Regions from separate parts of the Mus musculus genome. Here region 1 is linked to region 2. A link is a loop called in an ENCODE intact Hi-C map of the cell type or tissue named here. Cell type or tissue: gastrocnemius. All regions are shown on one strand. Links, peaks and the distances in the headings refer to the core of each region. The heading gives the core; the rest is flanking DNA.

What was found. A loop is a pair of places that touch in the nucleus more often than their neighbours do. Peaks named below come from ENCODE experiments on the same cell type or tissue, not always from the same donor. Only the 100,000 strongest peaks of a DNase experiment are listed, where the experiment ranks them.
Region 1: it touches region 2 in a loop (4-fold over the local background); 2 of 42 quality-filtered maps call a loop at or near these places.

Annotation. Positions count from the first base shown.
Region 1 is chr14:105,897,850-105,900,654 of GRCm38, forward strand. No RefSeq gene overlaps it. Among named protein-coding and RNA genes, the nearest start is that of Spry2, 2.4 kb to the left of the region's middle. In gastrocnemius, for the core only: a CTCF peak has its summit at 1,183 (motif pointing right); DNase peaks (open chromatin) are centred at 653, 1,141 and 1,498; H3K4me3 peaks cover 1,419 bases; H3K27ac peaks cover 1,457 bases.
Region 2 is chr14:106,156,116-106,158,920 of GRCm38, forward strand. No RefSeq gene overlaps it. Among named protein-coding and RNA genes, the nearest start is that of Trim52, 51 kb to the left of the region's middle. In gastrocnemius, for the core only: no CTCF peak of the experiment used is centred there; no DNase peak of the experiment used is centred there.

The sequences.
Region 1 (2,805 bases), core at 217-2,716, 260 kb before region 2:
AGGGGGCGAAGAGGGTGGGGGAACAGGAGGGGGAGGGAAAGGGGAGCGGGAAGTGAGGTGGGAGGGCTATTGGTTTATTCTTTGTCTACTGGATTAACCCGATTATACACCGGGCACCAGCACAGCCCGCCTCCCCCACCTCCCGAGCCTTGTACGGGAGGAACGGAATGTAGATTCGGGTTTCAAGTCCCTTCTGCTCTGGCTGGGATTGGCTTTGGATTGTGTGTGGACTTGTAGTTTGTTAGAATTTCCTTTTTAAGAGGGATTATCTATAGATGGAGGCCTTTTGAAGATTTTTTTTTTTTGGTACTGTTTTGCTCGATGCAAAAACCTTTTAAATTAATTCTGTAATACCCACGCGATTACTCAGGGCGACATCATGGACTTCCGAAATGGGGGGGGGGGGGAAGAGTCTGTTTCACTACAGAATTCCTCCTTCGCGAAACCATAAATAAAAAGAGCGTCATCTTTCAAATCCCACTATCTGTCACCTAGAACATTCTCATATAAGTTCCTCCTGTTCATGTTGGAAGCGGACTATAGTTAACCATTTAAAACTCTAAATAGGTACTCTCTGGCCGCGGCTGTACTAAGGTGCCTGCACATGGAAGCACGCGCGGGGGGGTGGGGGTCACTGAAATGCATCCACACGCACACGTTGCAATTTTAGCTGAGATTTTACATTTTTTTTTTTTAAACCGGAAGGTACCTGCTATAAGGTCAAAATCCCCGCACAGCACCTGCGACCTTGCACGGTGCGAGGTTAGAGCTCCTAAAAACGTGGAGATTGACTTCTCTCGCTCCAGTCCTCACCTGTTCGCTGCTACCCTGGGCTCTAGCTGCCTTCTGGCGACGTCTCTAACTTATCCTGGCACCTCATTCGCCTGGCTTGCGCTCTCTCCTTGCCCTCTCGGTGTTTCTCCAACCACTCTCCTCCTTCGCCTAGGGTTTGGAACTAGAGATGGCAGGGGAAGTGGCATGCGTTATTTCCGGGCGCTGGCCTGCGTCCCCCCAACTCCACGGCTGAGGGTGGAAGACGCTCGATCGGCCGACTCAGTCGCGTCCCAGCCACTCTGGGCTCAGGACAGCAGGGCCTCTCCGGCCACCGCGGCTCACGCGGCGTCGGAATCCGTGGAGTCTCCAGCAGGCGAGCGCGGGCGCCGCTGCGCTTCCCGAAGGAGCCGCCAGGGGGCGAGCGCCAGGCGCGGGCCTCGAGCTGCTTTCTTCTGCGGGACTCAGTACCTGCTGGGGGGCTTCCTTTCAAAGAAGTGGGTTGGCCGGCTTCGGGAGTCTAAGATTTCTAGTATAAACGTTAGGCAAGGTGGAATTTCTTGTCACCCCCCTTAGCCACATTCCCTTTGAGATTGAGCTGGTTCGATTCCGAAGAAATTCGAAATTTCCACCCAGGAGCTAGGAGGGTCAAAGGCAGGTTGTGGGAGGCAGGTCAGAAAGGAGTTGCTGGTGTGTGACCAGCTAGCATCTGAAAGCAGAGCTGGCAAGGGAAACACCTCCCCTCACACCCTTGCACCCGGTGGCCGCTTCTTGGGAGACATTTGCCCCATGCCATTTCCTCCAGCGCCGCAGGAGCTCTGCCAACAGGTCATTAGGAATCAAAGCATAAAATAGAATTTAAATCAGGAACTTCCGGATGCTTGGGGAAGAATGTAAGAATTCCTACTTATCTTTCATACATTAGAAAGGATTTTAGGTAATAATCTACTGGTTTTCTCTCTCATAATCCTCACATTAGGAAAACATTTTTACCTGTAACTTAAGAGCAAAATAAATGGAAGAATCTGTTGGATTCTCTTAAATTATTCCTTAGGCTGTATCTTAGTGCTTTATTGTTTTTCAGCCAGTGAAGTGTATAAGCTACTATATTGTGCTTCCAAAGACTACTGTTAAAATAAAAAAAGACTAATTGTATTTGTGCACACATTGTATATGCACAATGAGGTGTTTCATGAAACCGCTGTGCCTCCAAATCAGTTATCATGCTCACAGATTAAAACTGGAGTCCACTGTGGAAGAGAATCCAGGGTAATGGTAGCGCTCAGACAAACATCAAGAGAACTCTCACTTTCAGATGTGTTGTGGAAAGTTCTAGAAAGAGAACTCTGCCCTAAGCAGAGGTTTTACCACTTGTCAGGCACTGTGAAACAAAACACAAACAAGTCCAAGGGACTCGATGTTGCAATGAGATACTCAACTCCAGGTTCCCAGGACTCGTGAAGTAATATACTTTACCGGGGCTAGCTGTTGAGCAGAGTCTGCTGTGTACTAGTGTTCTCAACTCTGGCTTTATTTTCTGATTTCATATATTTGTTCTTCATAACTATAGCCTTCCTCATTTGTTGTTATTAGTGAAGTAGAATATAAACACTCTGGGACTCTCACCTCCTCAGGTCTTTGGTAGAAGGTAGTGAAGAAGAAGGTGTAAGCAAGCATCTTTAGAGTTGTGTGCAATGAACTGAAACACTGTTTAGGATTGTCCTTGCCAGCTGGTCTAAGCTGTTTGGTCTTCTTTACAATGTGGGCAAAGTGTATCTATAAAAGATTCTCAATCTAGTTTCTTTCTGAGATTTGAAAAAAAAAATCCCTTCACCTTCCTAGGTTTGGTGTTAGTTTTGAAAATGTAAGAGAAAATTTTGCAAACATACAATGTGCTTTTAACACAAAGAGTTAATCAGTATTTAAACATTTTGTTCTACTACCAAAGGAGTTTTTGTTGGTTTGTTTTTTGGTTTTGTATTTGTATTTAAAGACAGCACAGTTACATTTTGGACCAGTTGGCCACCATTTTCT
Region 2 (2,805 bases), core at 248-2,747:
TTGATCTTCAGGATATTCATAACTCCTAATTGTACTTATCTCCTTTAGTCAAGAGAACAGAAACACCTTTATGCAGAAAAGACTCATTAATTTTTTATCCAGGTTCCATTGTATGTATGGTATCTGCATTTATCTGAGTGTCAAAGCAAAGATTTGCATGAATAAATGAGATGTTCAGGGATGGGTGTTATTTATCCACTTACTGATTAATTAGTTTATTTATAGACAGAATTTGGTACATGCTATGCAATACATGCTGGTCTCAAATTCATGGTAACTCCTGTTTCAGATTCTAGTGCTGGTGTTACAATTGTTTACCACCAAACACATCTTCGGGTTCTTTTTTTTTAAGGTTCAAGTTTAGGACTTTCAATTTCTAGGTTCTTAAAAAACTTGGCATAGGTTACTGAGGATACAGCTACCAATAACTAATCAAAGATTATTAATATCTCAAATGCTGATGCATATACATCTTTCATAAATTCTTGAAATGCTAGAATTTATTTAATATTCAGTTACAACTTATATTCAGTATATCAACTTCACAAAAGACAAAGTAGTTTTTGTTGTGAAATATATGGATCTCTGCCAAAAATGGCTATTCTCTTTTCTGAGTCAAGAGATGTCATCGGGAATCTTGTGGTTGGTGTCTGCATGGCTTCCCAGTGAGACTCTTGCCCAGACCTGCTTCTAGTTCCATGCACCATTGTCCCTGAGTCATATCCATTGGGAGAGCAAGGACTGACCTTTTCTAGGTTTGCCCCATTAAACTTTTCATGATTTTTTTCCACCCTTTTATTCTCTGCTTGGTTTGGTTGGATAAAACTCTGGGGGACCCATAAGAGACCTTAGGAGGTAGATTCTGAGTAATTATATGTGGATGCTTCTCTGCCAATGCATACTAAAAACACATATTTTGGTTATTAAAAGAATAATATTAATTTCTTTATGTGGAACAGACTAGTGTTTTTAGAAAACTATTTACAGTCTTAAACTTTTTGGACATGATAGTATCTGGCAAAGCTTAAATGTCTCTGGAATCAACACTTCTATCCAGAGAGATAAATAGATTTTACTAATGATAATTACTTTTATTTCAAGGGTCAGAAGACCGACTGAAACAAGTTAAGCAATAAATGGAATTTATTACAATTTCCGGAATATCTCATAGACTGGGAAAAGACTCAGTCTGCAGTAATGGGTAGAAATGGGGTAATAAATTCTACATTTCTGTTTCTTGTATTTATTATTTTCTCTGGGAATATATTTAAAGCAGTCTTTTTACTTTCATTTGTTCTTAAGCTAAATCTTGAGTTTTTCAATTCTATTGCTTTCCTTATTTTGTTACCAATACCTGTTATATTTTTACGGTTTGAAATGTCATTAGTTTTAATGACTTATATATTTAACTGCCTTCTTGCAAATTTACTGTGATAATCTCAGCTTTTTATAAAGTCAGATGTACTTTGTAATCTGTCTTCTAGTATGGGGTATAACTGGGGTACATGTTCTCAACTATCTGTAAGATAAATTTGTAACTGACATTATTTAGAGACTCTCTTACCTTACGAAAAGTTAGATTCTAGCTTGGAGTTTACTAGTCTAGACTTTATACCACCTAATGGAAAAGAAACTCTCCAAATTTTCTATAATCATTTGAATAAAGTATTAGTCACAAATAGGACTTTGATGAATAATTTTGCCATAGATTCCTCTTTACTTTAATATATTTTAAACAATTTTAAAGATATTTTTAAGATATTTTCTTCATTTACAATTCAAATGCTATCCTGAAAATCCCTTATACCTTCCCCCCGCCCTGCTCCCCAACCCACCCACTCCTGCTTCCTGGCCCTGGTGTTCTCCTGTATTGGGGCATATAATCTTTGCAAGACCAAGGGCCTCTCCTCCCAATGATGGCTGATTAGGCCATCTTCTGCTACATATGCAGCTAGAGACATGAGCTCAGGAGGTACTGGTTAGTTCATATTGCTGTTCATATTTCTCCTATAGGGTTACAGACCCCTTCAGCTCCTTGGGTACTTTCTCTAGCTCCTTGATTGGGGGCCCTGTGTTCCATCCAATAGCTGACTGTGAGCATCCACTTCTGTGTTTGCCAGGTGTTTCTGTAGCTGCTTTATAGGTGCACATCAGCAACACACTTCAGTCTTTGCACAACTTTCCTTTAATGAGTACCCTTTGAAGCCTTGTTATGGGTCAATATTCATTAAAAAAAAAAAACTGGATTGCAGGTGATCTGTGCGCCTTTCAGCTTTGCATTCTGCCATAGCATCAAGTGTCTCTTGTAATTTGGGTTGTTAAGTGACATCAGGTGACTCAGTATTAGATTTACCATTACCTCATCACATTAGGCTATATACATCAGAAATGAAAGCAGGGAATCATAGAATACATGCCAGAGTTCCATCTCTGTTAGTCTTGTAAGATATTTCAGAAATTTTCAGTGTTTCCCTCGCCCCCTGCCTTCTTTTTTACACTTAAAATATTTTATCTCCTGTTGGTTAAGGAACCAGTTAAAAAATCAAATTTTGTATGTGTTAAGCATTATATCAGTAGCTAGTGTGGATAAAATTAAGGGAAAACATTTATAAGTAACTTAATTAGCTCTGTTCTGATTTCACTAGCCTGTAGTCAACATGTATTCAACATGAGATAGTGGGCATGTCTTGAACTCTATTGTAGTATCTTAATTTTATATTTTTCAGTAATTTTATATATTGATATCTTACCACTATTGACAAAAATTTAAGCAATGTTTACTGGATAGAAATAAAAATTTAAAGC